Regions from separate parts of the Mus musculus genome. Here region 2 is linked to region 1. The links are chromatin loops, found by intact Hi-C in ENCODE. Cell type or tissue: heart. All regions are shown on one strand. Each heading gives the region's core, and the rest is flanking DNA. Links, peaks and the distances in the headings are about the cores only.

Region 1 (8,165 bases), core at 2,010-4,509:
TCATGTTTCCTTGTTTTTTTGTTTTTTTTTTGTTTTTGTTTTGTTTTGTTTTGTTTTTTGTTTTCTTGTTTTTTTTTCTTTTTTTTTCTTGTCTGATGTGAGAGCACAGGTGCCAGTCTAGTTGCTTCGTTATCACAGAATAGTGTTTTTAATTCATCAATGTTCTAGTTAATGTCTACCTCAGCACCTCCTCTTAGCCTAATTCTAGGAGGTTGCCCAATTTTGTTTCTTCAATTTTATTGGTTCTTTTGGTTGTTGTACAAATCACTCTCCCCACCCTTGGCCCCTCCCCCTTTCTCCTCTCCTGTCTCTCCCCCCACCCACCCTCTCCTCCCCTCAGGTCCGACTCCCTCCCTCCAGTTAGCCCCATCTCACCACTCCCCTTGCCTTCACTTGCCTCCAGTCCAGACTGCTTTCTGTCCACTTGGAAGTGCGCTCCCCGTTGCAGCCGCTTACCTACCCACACCTGCCTTCCTTCTGTGTAGATTGATGCATTTCTTGTTAACTTCAGTGTTTCTGACAAGACTTTAAAAAAAAAAAAAAGGAAAAAAAGTGAATTTACTGCTGCAGGTTTTTTTCTCCATGTGTCACCAAGTGAAGTTTGTGCCTTCTATAGCAAAGAGAATATTTTTTACATCCTACTAACAGTAGATTTTTTTGTAGTGAACATTTTTTGTATTTTTATTTATAAGTCTCATAAGAAAAATAGCGATGTTCAGTTGTATACCTTGAATCTGCAGTTAGAAGAGAATAAAGTTAACTCAGTTGTCTCTGGCTCCAAGTGTCCTTTTTAAAAAATGTGCCTCGACCTCTTTCTTTCCTGTCTTGGGTGGGAACACACTGGAGGAACTGGGATTTCTGCCTGGAGATGAAGGCAGAGAAATGTTAATGTGTTAGTATAAGCCCTGATTGTTTTGCATTCTTAGTGATTTGGTGACCGGTGTGTGTGCACAGATGCACAGGTACACACACGAACATCTGCCATGGTGCATGTACGGCGGGGTGGGGGTGGGGGGGTGAGGGTGGGAGGTCAGAGTACAGCTTCTCGAAGTCTCATTCCACTGTGTGGGTTCTGAGGATCTACTCCAACCTTCCATGGCACGTTCCTTTGCCACTGAGCCATCTCAGCCCCACATTCAGCCTTTTTTTTTTTTTTGCATGACATTTTAATGCTACATTTACAAGTCACAAACCCAAGGATTGAACTCAGGTCATTAGGCCTGGCAGCAAGGGTCTTGGCCCACTGAGCCATTTTACTAGCTCCCATTCTTGCTTTTAAAATATTTCGGTTACATTTTATTTAGTGTGTGTGTGAGCGTGTGAGTATGTGTGCACACGCTCACACACACACCAAGCACATGTATAGAGGTTAGAAGACTAAAAGGTTGAGGAGGAGTTCTGTGTATGAATGGTTTTCCTGCACATATGTATGTGCACCCTATGTGTTCCTGCTGCCTGCCCTCTGAGGTGAGAAGAAGTTTTCAGATGCTCTGGAACCAAGGTCAGAAATGGTTGTGAGCCATCAGGCTGGGAATCGAGCCTGGGACCTCAGCAAGAGCAAGAAGTACTCTGAGCCATCTCTCCATCCCAGAATACAAAGGGAGTCCATTCTCTCTGTTTACCTTTGAGTCCTGAGAACCCAAGTCTGGCTGTCAGGCTTGGCAGCAGGTACCATTTCTCACTGAGCCATCTCATCAACCCAACACCCTTGCTTTGGGGTGTGGGTTGAGAAGCAGTGTTAAATGTATGAATGTCGTTTGACCTTGGAACAATGCACTAAGTGACAGTTTCATTCAGAAAAACTCTTGGCTTGAGTGATAGTTTCTGCACTGGGAATTCAGGAAGCAGCACTCCCGAAGCTGCCACGTTTTTTTCAAAGTGTGTGGTGACCACTCAGTCTCATGCAGTCAGTATGCGGGGGTCTAACCCTGACCAGATCAGATGCCAAAGGATGCCTGCTTTTCCCAGGCTTGAGGTACGATAGCCCTCTGTCTTCTTCACGGGGAAGCAAGCTTCGGAGTTGTCTCAACACAGAGCTTTCACCAGAAGGTTCTGTGGCAGTCATGACCTGTTGCATAGCTAGAGGTTTTCACTCAGTGGTATAGCACCTGCCTGACCTACAACGCCTGAGGCTCCATCTGGTCCCCGGCTGCAGGGGAGAGCACCACCTGGCTCATCTTCAGCACTAACTGCAGCTCTGCTCAGGCCCTGGATGCACAGCCTGATAACATCTCTGCCTTTCTTCTCCAGCGTCATGTCTTCCCACTAGACCCAAGTCACGGCCTCCATAGTGGGTCACTAACAGCGCTAAAACAGTGTAGCCTGAGTTCCTGCACTTCCACTGACACACGTGTGTGTGCATGCGTGTGTGTGTGTGTGTGTGTGTGTGTGTGTGTGTGTGTGTGTGTGTGTGTGTTTCCAGTTTTTATTCTCCAGGTCCTGGGTCTGTTGGCCTTCGGGTTGTTGAGCTGAGAGACTCTGAAGTCACACTAACCCTAACAACCCTCCCAGGAAGAGGCCCAGCCCATGGCAGGAAGCCTTCCATTCTTCCGAGCCCTAGGTCCTCTGTTGGTCCTCCTTTCCCGTCTCTTTCTCCTCATCTTGCACCCAGGTTTGCATCTCTCTTTGTCACTCCTCCGTTTTCTCCCCCATTACTCACTCTCATTTCTGGGATATTTCTTTTGCCCTGTACCTCACTACCACGTCACGTGTCCCTGCTTCTTAAAAACAAAAACAAAAACAAAAACAGTCCTTGGCCAAAGATGTATACGTTTTGATTGGGATCTGCTCCCCTCAAGCCTTGCCCCTCAAGCCAGCCCCCGCCCCGCCCTCTCTGCACTCCGTCCCTCCCCCTCTGCACCCCACCCCTTCCTCAGGCCTCAGCTTTCTCTTGACAGATGGGAGGGCAGTGGGCACTCCCTCTTTAAAACAACATTTAATCGCCGTTTTCTGTTCTTGGACATCAAAGCTGGGGCTTAGGCACTGCACTGGGGTCCCGGCGGCGCGGGCTCTTGGGGAGAGGAGGTGAGTGAATAGGAGCTGGCTGAATGGGCTTTGTGTGACCGCCGGGGTCTGCCTGCTTTACATGCTCTTTGACCCAGATATGATCTCATGGAGAGAAAGGGGCCCCGGCCAGGCCAGCCTGAGAACGCTCCTCCGAGGCCTGCTGCAGCCCCTCCTCCCTCCCTGGGCAGCGGGCCGCAGCTGCCCTCTGCCCCAGCCCGCAGCATGGGGAACTGCCTCTAGGGCAGGCCCCGCCAGGGGTGGGGGTGGGGCGGGGCACGAGGCTGAGGTCAGAAGAGGGGACAGGCAGCTGGACTGGAAAGATAGAGTCCAGGTTGGGTGGATGGGGATCATCCCACTTGTGCTCTTGGCTTGGTTGGCTGGGAGCCTCCTCTACTCACTACTTCCCTGCGGTCCCTTCCTGTCCAGTGCTCTCTGTCACTACTGCCGAGGTTCTGGTACACCCTTGATTGGCTCTCTTTTTAGTGGCTCTGGATGTCACTCAGGGAGCAGAGTTGAAGCCCAGAATTAACAGAAGTCTGCACAAGACCCACAAGAGTGTAGCTGATCAAACAAAGAAGAGTGAATCTAAGGACTGCTCCATCCTGCCAGCACCTCCTCTCCCTCCACCCACAGCCACAGTGCCTTCCGCCTAGCTGCCAGCAGAGTCCCTCTCGCCCCAGCATCCATCCATCCTTTACTCTTCCATCCTGCAGAGAATATATCCCCCCACCGCTCCCCCTCTACAGACAACTTATCACGTTTTTGAAAACTCCTTAATCACTCCTAGGATAGGTCCAAACTCCCCATGGGACCTCAATGGTAGTCCCTGCTTGACACCCCAATCTGTTCTTTAGATCCACCCCTACCTTGCTAGAGTCAATTTGATCACCAGGATGGTTTTAGAGACTTAGGGTCCTGTGCTCTGCGGCCTGTGTCACCCTGTTTCACCAGCTGAACAGAGCACAACGCAAGCTTCCTGGTCCTCTCAGCTTTCCCCGGGGTCTTGCTTCATCTCAAATGCTACCTTTCTCAGGAGACCTTCCCTAGATGCCTGAGACTGTATCGGGTGCCCTGCTATGCAGACCCTGCAACCCGCCATTTGTCACAGTGCATTACTGTCATCTAAGCTCTCCGGTGTTCCCTTCACCAGACATCGAGTTCCTTGAGGTTAGGAACCGTGTGTTCTATATCTTGGTGTTCCTAGAGCCTAACATTGCACTTGGCAGGTGCCCAATAAATCTTTGCTGAATACATGGAAGGAAAATAGAGGGAAGAAGAGAGGCAATTCGCTCACTGAAACTGAGGATGCAGTCGCCAAGGGTGAGGAAATGGAGCTAAATAGGAAGACGCCCCTCACATGCCCACCTAGGCATCTCCCCATGACATCAAGAACTGGTATCCATGCTGCAGGTAGAGTAGCTCAGTGTGGGCTCTTGCGCCTGTATTTGTTCCTAAGGTCACCTTAAAGGAAGAAGGCGTGACAGGCTCAGGACAGTGGCATTTTATAGCTGGGGACTACCTGGCTTGGTCCAGTCTAGGGTGAGCTGTTTCCACACAGACCGGAAGGCTTTGCCCCACCGGGAGGCCCTAGCTCTCTCTGTGCTCCCAGACCCAGAGCTACAGCTCTTTGGCCACTCCTTACCCGGAGTGCTGGCGGACTGACTCCCCTAGGCTGCTTTCTTTGCACCCCAGGGGTGCCTCAGTGAAAGTGAACTCTCTCATTTAAACCTGACTCTGCAGCCCTGCGGCCCCCTGCAGAGCTAATTACCCTGTAGTTCCAAACTGATTGCTGTACACTCAGCTTAAGCCCTCCTTTATTTATTTACTGACTACATTAATAGCAAAGCCCAGTGGCTTTCAGCTGCTCCTTGTTACACACCTCTGGCTGTTCTCTGTTGCCCAGCTTCTCTCAGCCTGACATAGAGCCCCCCGAACTTACCACCCTAACTGAATTCCCTGGACAAGATAATAGCGAGAGAACACGGTTTTGTCCACACCGTAGTCCTGCCACGCTGGGCTCCTTCTGTCTGACTCTTGGGCAGTGGGAGAGACAACAGCCAGAGCTCACCAGCTGGAGGGGTGAGTGGAGGGAAGGTGGGACGCCTTTCATCTACAGGACATGAAATGAATCTGCTTCCGTTCAGCACCACAGCTCTTGTGGAGAAGTACTGGCTATTGGCTCCTCTTTACAGGGGAGTAAACAGAGGCTGTGACACACACACACACACACACACACACACACACACACACACACACACACACACACACGGTCCTGTTAAGGGAAGAGCCTCCTCTCCATCCTGTCATCCAGGGTTGACAGTTTTGTTCTGTCGCCTGTTCTCACAGCACCCGCCCCTTGTCACCAGGAAGGAATCCCTCCATGTACTGAGTCAAATCCCACAATTCCTCAGGGTTGTCTGTCCTACTCATGTACTTGGCCAGAATTTGCTGGAAACCAGGGAACATTCCAGGGGTGCATTCCAGGGTGGGCCTGGGTCAGGTCTCATTACCCTGGTGAGGAAGCCCTGCAAGGACACTCAGCTACCTATGACAAGGTACCTCGCCTCCTTCCCATTCTGTGGTCCAGGAGGTTCACGGCTGCCACAGCCACCGACAGTTTCTCTGGTGCCCTCGAGTCCTTGAGTTTACACTGGGTTCTAGCCATGAGATTCGGCAGCATTCTGAAGACCGGAAGGGCCTCAAAAGGACCTCTGGAGTCAAGCATTCAGCCTCCACTTTGATTCAGATTCAGCTCAGTGGCTGTCCCATTGCCACACCTCTGAAGAGAAGGGACAGTTGGAATTTAGCAAGAAGAACCTCAATTCATAGTCAAAAGGACGCTGTGTTTTGGGCCAGCTCTGCCATACTCTGTTTGGCTTTGATTTTGTATTAAGGTTCTCCAAGGTCTTCTCTTCTCAACTGTGAGACGGAACAGCAATTTTTAGCCCATCTACCCTCAGGCACTTATGTCAGCTGGGTAAGACCCTTAGAAATCAACTTTGTAAAGACACCTATGACAATGTAAGCTATAAGGGGATGTGGCAGGCACAGGATGGCCTGGAAGGGGAGGTAGAGGCCTAGGTGTCTGTCTCTTCCTAGTCCAGAAGCCCCTTTGCGTGGCCTGAAATGAGCAGAATGCCTACTTGACAGCATAAGTAGGACTCTGTCTCCACCTAGTGGCTAGTGCTTGAAGGTGCGTATACTGCTCAGGCATCTGGAAAGTGACGGGTATAACTGTCTTGGTTGAGTGAGGATGGGTAAGCAGAGACTATGATTCACATGATACCAGGGGAGAAACACAACCTGATTATGGGAGGTCAAAAGGATCTTTCCGGGAGTCCTCCTGAGCCACTGCATCTTCACTCTTTACTTTTTCTCCCGTTGCACGCTTGGCGATTTAGATCCCAGTCTTCCCAACCCTCAAACGCTAATTCATATTTAACCCTCACCTCACCCGGAGGGATCAGCAGACCCAGATGGACTTCAAATCCTTAAAGCTTCTTTACCAAGGAAGGCCCAAACAGGCCATTGGAACTGAACACCACCTCCAGGCTGGTTTTAAGAAATGACAGGAGACTGTGTATGGGGACAGTGGGGCAACCTATGTCCCTGTGTTCCAGAAGCTTCAGAAAAATTAGAAATGAAATGCTGTGGCTGCTGCCCTGACACAGGACTGTCCCTCCAGGGCAATGTAAAAGCCTAACACTGTACACTCCTCCTCCCCTTGCCCATCTCTAGCTGGATTGGCCTCTGTTCTCGAGACTGTGGCTCTTCCTCACTCGGATACCTGAGTCCCCACCCATGGGCCATTGAGTGTCTTTCCCCTTGTCCCTTGGTACCTCTGGCCACCTCGGACAGTTGCATTAGAATGGGTTAGAAGATATCTCTCACCATATTTCTAGCTATGACTCTGGTTAGCTCTACATAGCCTCAGAGAAAATCCCTGGCTCCATACCACCTGTTAGTTCTCCTCCCACCCACTTCTTTTAAAGCAGCATTTGGTTTTTTAACTGATATCTATTGGGGTGGAGGTGGAAGGTCTTCAGGATAAAGTAAGCTTCTAGTGACCCCAGGTGGACAGAAGAAGGAAATGCACACGTGGTGTCAGGCAGATGAGAAGTCACAGTGACAGAGGGAGGGCACAGGGACCTCCCGTGTCTGACCTGAGAGACACCGACCCAGCTCCCAGAAATCTCTTAACGACTAACCTCCGCTCTCTGCCCCACCAGAGCTTGATCTTCCCGTTAATTCTCCACAGAGCAGCTGAGATCAGGCTAGGCCGTCTAAATTAGATTTCTCTGATCTCAAAGAAAATTAAAAAAAAAAAAAAAAAAAAAACAAGAATCACATGGACAACATGGCATGAAGCCCCAGAGGGTCTCATGGCGCCTCTCTCTCCCCACAGGCTCCCTGTCTGCCTTCAGAGACTGGGGACTGCCACTAATTCCCAACATGGATGAACTCTGAGAGGGAAGCCCCCGAGTGCTGTGGGTTTCTGGGATCCCGGGTGTATGACGTAGGGTATCTATGCCCTGTCAAATGTCAACCCTTCCTCTTGTGCTCCGCATCCCACGGTCTTCTTAAGCTCTTGGCTCATGCATTTCTCTCTGGGGCCTCACTTCTCCATGACCTGCCCATTCCCAGAATTATGGAAACCAGTCTTTCTGCAGTTTAGGATGGAGGACCTGTTAGTTCTCTTACAGCTAAGAAAACCCAAACATCTGGGTTTTCTTGGAAAGTTGTTAGATTCTGAGAATTCATTCATTGATGGCAATATCTACTCATATACTAATCCTGGGTTTCCTCACATTGCCCTGGACTCCTGTAGGCTACGGTCTATACTGGGTTTGGCCTGAGTTTCTTGTTATTCCATGTGTGAGTTATGCTGGATGTTTTAGCCTCTGCCTACCACAGGACTTCGTGTCTCTCTCTCCTGAGGCTTGAAAGCAGTTTGAACTTGGAATGTCCCTCCCAGGCTCATGTGTTTGAACCCTGAGCAGCCAGCAGGTGGTGCTATTTTAAAAACTTGTGGAACCTTTAGGAGGTGGAGCTTTGCTGGAGGAAGTAAGTCACTAAGAGAGGCTTCAAGGTTTCATATTCCAGCCCCACTGCCAGTCCACTTTCCATGTCTTCCCTGCAGCCTTAAACTGCTGCTTTCG
Region 2 (8,165 bases), core at 2,694-5,193, 59 kb before region 1:
TGAGCAGGTCAGGGAGAGCCTGTGCTGCCGCTGTTTCTCTCGTGGCCCTGTCCTGGCCATCCTCGTGACCCACTTAACTTAAGAATTCCCAGTGCTCTGATGCCCACAGCTTCATGTCAGGATAGGATACAATTTCCCTGATTCAGGTTGGCCTGGGCATTCCCTGACCACGGGCTCCACATGAGGAGGGATCAGCCAACACAGGATAGATACCACACAGGGTAGGAGGTACAGTGTCTGGAAGATTATTATCGAGCCCCTGAACGTAGTAGAAGCTGGCTGTCGTTCCAGTGCAAGCTGAGCAGATGGTCCCATCACCTCTCCCCCTTCCGACTCCACTTAGCCTGGATTTCTTCTTTTCCTGGTGTGCATGATGCCCTCTTCCCCCCAGATCTCCATGGGCTCAGGCTGCCGCTTCAGGGAGACCATCCTTAAGGCGGGGGCTGGGCTCGGGCTTTGTTGTCACATCCTGGCTTTCTGTTTGGGTACAGCAAAGACTTTGAGGAGGATAAACAGAGATCATTTTACACCTTTTATATTATGACAGATACATACTGCAAAACACTGCTGCTTCCAAAATGTTTGGGTTGCAGGAATTAACCGCTAGGCAGTTCCCAGGAGGCTCATACTTCATTTACACATCAGAAGTTTTTTTTTTCCGTTTTTTTCTTTTTTTACCCTTTTCAGTCAAACCAGAGTGAGAAGACACGTGCATGTGTGTGCACAGTCATATGCACAGCCAAGGCATCTCCTGGGTTCAGTAGCAGGAGCGTCTTAATTTAGTAAGTAGTTCTTTAAGTCCAGATAAACTGATAAATACCATTAATGGCTTAATTTATACTCTGGGTTTGAAATTTGACACTCGGACACTATCTTGGCTCGGGAAACAGAAGTGGTCTTGTGCCCGAGGTTTTAATGACCGATCAGTAATATAAATTGCTACATCACTGAGCAGAAATAGCCTCTCCTTGTCATTTGATCTGGAAACTTCTCCGGCCAGGCAGCAGTTAATAAATTTAAAAATAATTACCCTCTTTATTCAAAGTCAAACTAATTAGGAGTGGTTTTTTTTTACAAATCATAATGTTGTTCAAGTCACTGTATGTTCCCTCTGGAGACTTGAACAGGCCTAGGGACAACAGACTGTACTGGATGGCGGTAATGAGAGAGCAGGAGTGTCCTGGCTGCTGGGCTCAAGGGGGAGTGGCCGGGGCAGTCTTTATCATGTCCCAGGGAGAAGGCAGGCACTCGCAGGGAGGAGGCTGGGAAGATTCACGTGTAGGAACCTTCAATTCCGGCGTCCATACAGAAATCTGAGCTACTGTGGTGTGAATATGGGGGAGTTAGGGTCAAGGCTGGTCTGTATGGGAACCAGGCTGAGAGACAAGAGTCAAGGAGCAGAAGGAGTGGGCATACCGGTGCATGACCGTTACAGGAGACTCAACACACTAAAGGCAGATGGATGGGTGGAATGACATCTGAAAAAAAAATTGCTTCTTTGCCAAGTGTGGGTCCTAGTGGTTTAGCTTTATGTCATACACTATAGAGAGAAGTTGCGCGCGCAGCCTTAAGTCTTAGGTGTAGAGTATGGGGTACCACGGCATGGTGGTCCAGGACTTGGTCTCTAGTGTCACACAATAGCTTTGTCCTTTATAAAGTTTATCATCTTGGTTGGATTATTCATCTTCTTTAAATCACATTTTGCTCAGCCACGGTATCAGGACCATGTGATGCTTGGTTTGTTTGGGGTACCACGGAAGCGCTCAGCATGGACCTTGCATAGAGCATGCATTCAGGAAATGGTGGTTATTGTTACTGCATCATCCAAGTCTTATTAGAGATGAAGAGCCTCATCCCCTTACTAGGTAGGTGGTAAGAGGAAGGGCCGTGCCCGTAGTGATGATGATAGGGGAACTAACTGTTCCCCTATCATCCAGCTGCTTTTTCAAATTGGAGGTGTAGGAACTTCTGGGATCGTACCTATGCCCTCCAGCCAAGAGATCGTCTCCTGTGTGTCTGCCATGAGGAAATAGTAGAACCTTCTAGTCTCCTTTGCCCTAAAACCAGGAAACATCCTTTGAGCAAGTGTCCTCCAGTGCCCACTCTTTAAGTGTGCTTGAGAGGAGTAAGGGCATCATCCTACCCCTTCCTCAAAATGGAAGAGAGAAAGAGGCAGGCAAATGATGAGTAAGGCCATTTCTGGGATTCGCCTCCCCCTAATATAGGGAGCTAGGTTCAACTAAACCATGAACTTGCCCCGGAGAAGTCTTTAAGTCTCTCCTCCTGCTATAACCTTGCTCCAGAAGATCTCCAAGTTAACAGTCTCATTTTCTGTCAATCAGAAGAGGTTGTCCAGCTGGGTTGTCCATCATTCCTTTGTTCGCTTGCTCTCTGAGTTTTAGAGCATTATACCCAGGGAATAGCAGGTGCTTTGTGGCTATAACTCATAATGGTGACTAAAATTTGGTTCCTACCTTCCTGATGAAGGCCATAGTGCTGGAAAGACACGAGCAAGGAAGCTGAGCTTGGCCTTAGGTATGGATACTTGAAGAGATGGCCTTGACAGCTCTAGCTGTGTTAACTCCTCATGACTAAGGTAGATATTATTTCTCTCTCATCTTTGGTGGAGAACACTGAGATCTTGGGGGTTAGGGAACACCAGTCCAAGACAGACCTCTAATGAGTGGTGTCTTGTGGTTCTGTGTCCCAGAATCCCTTCTTTAAGTGGTGTCCTCTTCCTGTGGGGCCTGGCATTGAATCTAACCAGAGGCTTAAAGCCCATGCTTGGAAAAGGTACCCAGTTAAGAACCCTCCGCTCAAAAAGATCAAACTAGAATTAGGTCGGACTTGTATGACATTTCATTTTCAGCTCAAGCTTCTGCTCTTCTCCCAACCCCCACCCCTGACTCCAAAATACAGACTTTCTTTGACTGGCCTAGAAAACAAAATGTTTAGTTTCTATATTGCCATGTGACAGGGGAAGCCACTTAAACAAACTCAAGTGCTTAGATGCTACTTTTCATGGACCTAAAACTGGCTTCAAGCAGGTCTCTCAAGCCAGAAGCCGTGGACACACCCGGCAGTGGAGGCTTTGCTGTGGACTCTGCCTTTCCCTTTCAACAGGGAGTGGGCGTTGATGGACACTCACTCAAAGGACCCTTCCTGCTTTAGGGGAAAAGCAGACTAGAAGGTTCTATCACTTTTCTCATTGTTATGTCCAAAAGAATCCCTAACAAGAAGGACCTTCATGGCAGGGTTCTGACTCACAGTTTGAGGGCTGACAGTCCTTGGCGGTGGAGAAAGCATGGCAGCAGGTAGCTCTCTGGGAACAGGAGTGTGCAGCTAGGACTCCTTACTTCCTGACACCTTAGTAAAATAGGAAGCAGAAATACGGGAAAGAGGTATTCACCTGTTTTTCACCCTTCCCTTCTGGCTTTTCCAGTTTGAAACTCCAGCCCAGAGAGTGTCACTACCCACTTTCAGGGTGGATCTTCCTTCTTGAGTTGGTCTTCTTGAGAAATGCCATCAAAGACATACCCAGAGGTATCTCAAGTTATCTCAAGGCCACTCAAGTTGACCATTGAGATTAACCATCCCAGAAGAACACACATAACCAGCAGCTGATTGGCTCCTGGGATAAGGCAAACTGTGTTTCCAGCTCTGATGTTGGCATCCTGCCTTTCCTGGCCCGTGTCTCACCTTTGATATGTCAGTGACACTTAAAAAAAAAAAAAGATTGAGGCGTGCCCTTGACTCTGATCTTCAGGTGGCAAAGAGAGCCCTTGTTTGAAGGGCTCCTCATGGAGGCTGGCTGTGGGAAGAATGCAGGAAGGTAGCAGGTAAAGCCGGAGGTTTAAAGGGGAAACACTACCATGCCTCCTCGGGATCCCTGCCAGCCAGCCTTGCCCTAGACCTAGCTTTAGAAGGGCATGCTGGACACCTAGAAGCCATGTCAGGCGGATGGGATCCAGGCCTCAAGCACTGTCTCCGCCTCCCAAAGCCCAACCCCAGAGCAGACAGGAGAGAGAAGAGGAGGTAGATGATCAGAAATAACCTTGATCTCCCTGATACTTTACATGAAACAAAAAAAAAAAAAAAAAAAAGAGGAAGGACCAAGCCTCAGGCTCCTGCCCAAAGTGTAAGGTACGGGGGAGGGTAGGACAGTGTGAGTCATCAGCCGGACAGACAGACTCCGTGCTGGTTGGCAGGTTCTCACCCTTGAAAGCATAATAGCGTTTGACTTTTATAAATATCAGAGGTGATTCGTATAGCGTTTCACATGGTGTGCCAAGGAATTTAACACGAGGAAGCTCAAATCCCAGAATGGCCACAGAACGTCATAGGCACTTGGGGAGGGGGGGGGCGGGGTCATGTGCTGCCGCTTGTACAGTCAGTGCCCAGCATAGATTTACTCTTGACCTAATTTCATGCTGTTACTATAAAGGCATGCTTGATGCCTAATATAGAGTTTTATTTTCCAAGCACAGATCTCTCGGCTCTGCGGAAGCTGCCTGCTGTAGATCGGGGAGGGGCCACCCAGCTGTCACTTGCTGGTCTATACAAACTGCCTGCTCCCCTGCCAGTCCCCAGGGTCCCTCCAGCCAACTTCTGGAGGTTTCCCTCCATGGTGATTTTTTTTTAAGCTGGCATTAATGGTCATCTTTAGAGCAGTTTTCGGCTTGAAGCAAAATGTCCTAAAAGGAATAGAGACTTCTGAGAGTGCCCGTGTCCCCTCGCATGCAGAGCCTCCACTGCTGTTGGTGTCCTACAGCGCCACGGCTCATTTGTTAACCCTGTGGACCCGAAAGGACTGAGCATGCCAGTCTGAGGCCCACAGCTGACATGCAGCTCAGTCTTGGTGAGCATAGAGCAGCGTATAATGACACAGGTCCACCATACGGATCAGTTTCGCTACCTGAAAGTGCTTTTGTTCCCTCCCCCCCCCCGCCCTCCCGCTTCATCTCCCCAATACCTTTAAAGAGTTATTTTGGATTATGTGCGTGTGGGTATTCTGGGGGATCTGACACGTATTCTGGCTTCCTCAGACACCTGTACTTATATGTAAAAGGCAAACGTGGGTCCTGGGACCTGAGCTTGGGTCTGCTGCGGAAGCAGCACATGTTCTTAACTGCTTTGACAATTCTCTAGCCCCACACCCAATACCGTTGCCCCCGTTTTTGATTGTAAAAGATTGTATATGTGACTCTGGAGGGGGAACCTGCCTACGGCCTTGTGCATGCTAAGCAAGCGCTCTATCACTGAACTATACCCCCCAACCCTGGCGCTGGGGGCTAAAACTGATAGGCTTGTGAAGCAATTACTTCTACCTGACAACCTCAGTATTTCTTTTTTTCTCCTTCCCTTTTCTCCCCCTCCCTTGGTTCCCTCTCTCATTAAGCCCACACTGGTCTCAAACTCTCTATGTTAGCTGAGGCTGGCCTTCAACTTCTGATACCTCCTGCCTGCACCTCCCAAGTACTAACATTGCCGGTATACAGCTCCATTCCCACACTAGTCACATGAAGAGGTTACTGCCTTGGGCAGTGTTTGGGCAAATCACTGGTCTTTGATGGTCTGGAGATGGGTAAAAAGATGCCACCCAAGACAGGCTAGAGACGACTCATCACCTTGAACATCCACATCATAGCAGACATTCTGTTGGGACCCTGAGGTAGGGGAGGAGTTGTGGGCAGGACCCACACGGGCCTCATTGCTCTGCATCTCCTACCATGGCAAGAATGATGTTGGACACTGCTGTTGACAGAGGAGGAGACAGTGTGGTACTTGAAAGGGTCAATATCACAGGAAAAAGGAGAACAAGGCTTTTTTTTTTAATCATCCCATTTCCACCACAAATGTGCTTTATGACACAGAAAAAAAAAAGCTTCATTTTTTTTTCTAACTCTCACATGTATAGGGTGGGAACTGGACAAGAAAAATTGCTGTTTAGGGACTGTGTGATCCAGGGAAGAATCTAAGATCTGATCTTGTATTGACATTGTTGTGAATTCTTCTCAGCTAGTCTTCATATTCAGCAACTTTGTTTAGAAATACGGAGGCGGCAGTGAGGGGCGTAGCCCAGTTTGTAGAGTTTCTGGCATGCACAAAGCCTCCCTCCGGTCCAGTTCCCAACATTGCATAAATTGTGCATAGTAGTGCATGCCTATAGTCCCAGCACTCAGCTAGTGGAAGCAGAAAGATCAGAAGTTCAAGGTCACCTTCTGTGATATGGTGTTTGGGACTAGCCTGGGCTACATGGGCATATCCATATATACTTATATACATATTATATACATATTTAGGGATGCAAGTATCTGAGGAAGCCAGACTATGTGTCAGATCCCCTGGAACTAAAATTCAAGGCAGATGTGGCTGCTGGGAACTGAACTTGTCTCTTTCAAGTACCACACTGCCTCCCCCTCTGCTAACAATACTGTCGAACATCATTCTTGCCATGGTAGGAGGTGAAAGACAATGAGGCCCATGTGGGTCCTGTCCTCTGTTCTTCCCCCTACCCCAGAGCCCCAACAGAATGCCTGGCAGGAAGTGGATGTTCAAGATGATGAGTCAGGAAGCTTGAGTCTTCTCTAATCTGTCTTGCGTCAAGTGTTTTTACATACATACATACATACATACATACATACATACATACATACATACATACGCACGTGTGCGCACACACACACCTGTTGTAAACAATACAACAGTATCTGGAAAATGGTCAGGACTCCTAGGGAACAGCGTGTGTCTTAGTGGTGGTGACTGCTTTTACTCTGGATACGCAGCTTCTTTTCCTCAACTGTAGATGGTGTTTCTTTTGCTTTCTTTATTCAAAGCTCTATAGCTTTGCATTCAGTGCATACTGTTTCCGCTCTAGGAGCCAAAGGGGAAGAGAAGTGTTTGCCCCTCTGTGAGGTCTTAGGTTGCCTTCAGCTAGTGTGCATGACGGTGGGGGTGGGGGTGAGGGTGGGTGGGCAGTCATAGGTCCTGAGAAGTTTAAATGATGTGACTGATCATATGGTAGAACTACATGCAGGTGGCACCCCAACAGTGGACAAAATTGTACTGGAGACTTCCCATGTCTTTCTTGCCCAGAGTTTCCATTCAGATTGGCCCACCATCAGCGTCCCTGTGGCCAGCCTTATTCTCCCTACAGGTCTCCTCTGTCTCTCCCCCATTCCTCTCTCTGCTCTCTCTCTCTTTCCTTCCCAGCACCCTCCCCTCTCTCCAGGGCTGACCCTGCTGCCTGCTGACAGAAAGGAGTTAGTAAAAACCTATGTGTAACTGAAATCTGAAAAGCCATAAATCGCCTTGTTTTTTCTAGAATGTTGGTAGCATTTTGATTTAATAGTTGGACAAACACAAGGGCCTATTTTATTCAGAGTTTACAGGCCTCAAGGCTGTTATTCCTCCAAATTTAATAGCATCGAAATTGCAGGGTTCGCTATAATTTGCCTATCGCTTGCTGCTCCGCCATTGATGTTTATTGTCAGCGAGATGGAATCTCAATCCGACTCACTTAGATAACATGTCTGTTAAACATTTAGATAATTGTACAATCATTAACTTGTCACATTATTTTAGAGATTCAAAACAGAGGCAGGGTAAGTAGAGGTACCCAAGGGGGGTGGAGGTGGGTGGTGGAGGAGGAGGGGGGAACCTCTTTGGAGTTAGATAACTGGAGATGAGAGAATTGATTACAAGAGCTGCTGCATCATCCAAGATGTCTGAGTTATGGAGGTGTGTGCTGCAGAGATAGGACTATGGGTTTTTTTTCCTTCTTTCAGGTTGCCTTCTTAATCATCCCACACTACCATGGTAGTCAGGCTGCTGTTTGCTGGCCTCTGGGACAAGGTGCCAGATGCTCAGAAATCTCCGGTGCTCTGTCCCCAACTTTGTCTAGGAAATATGAATGTGAGGTGACTTGTAACTGTAAAGCATTATGAATGAACTAAATGGCCATAGAATCTGTGAACTGAGGTACCTGGCCTGGAAGAATGTCTGTGATGTTTTGAGGGCTTTTTTAAAAAGCCGATTTTAAAGTAAATTTTAAAGAGGACCTGGGGGGAAGGATGGTTCAGTGTGTAACGTGCATGCTGTAGGAGCATGAGAGAGCCCCGAGTTCGGGGATTCTAAACACTCACATATCAACCTGGGTTCATACA

What was found. Hi-C counts contacts between places; a loop is a spot of excess contacts. Peaks named below come from ENCODE experiments on the same cell type or tissue, not always from the same donor. Only the 100,000 strongest peaks of a DNase experiment are listed, where the experiment ranks them.
Region 2: it touches region 1 in a loop (2.8-fold over the local background); 5 of 42 quality-filtered maps call a loop at or near these places.

Annotation. Positions count from the first base shown.
Region 1 is chr9:48,644,407-48,652,571 of GRCm38, reverse strand. It overlaps Zbtb16 (zinc finger and BTB domain containing 16), which reads left to right. Exons shown (of 7, transcript NM_001364543.1): 7 at 1-775. Among named protein-coding and RNA genes, the nearest start is that of Gm32280, 22 kb to the left of the region's middle. In heart, for the core only: CTCF peaks have their summits at 2,139 and 3,268; DNase peaks (open chromatin) are centred at 2,411, 2,521, 3,191 and 3,921; H3K4me3 peaks cover 1,263 bases; H3K27ac peaks cover 1,106 bases; H3K27me3 peaks cover 1,255 bases.
Region 2 is chr9:48,703,663-48,711,827 of GRCm38, reverse strand. The region is part of intron 4 of Zbtb16 (zinc finger and BTB domain containing 16); the gene reads left to right. Among named protein-coding and RNA genes, the nearest start is that of Gm32280, 38 kb to the right of the region's middle. In heart, for the core only: no CTCF peak of the experiment used is centred there; DNase peaks (open chromatin) are centred at 4,187, 4,327 and 4,527; H3K27ac peaks cover 1,343 bases.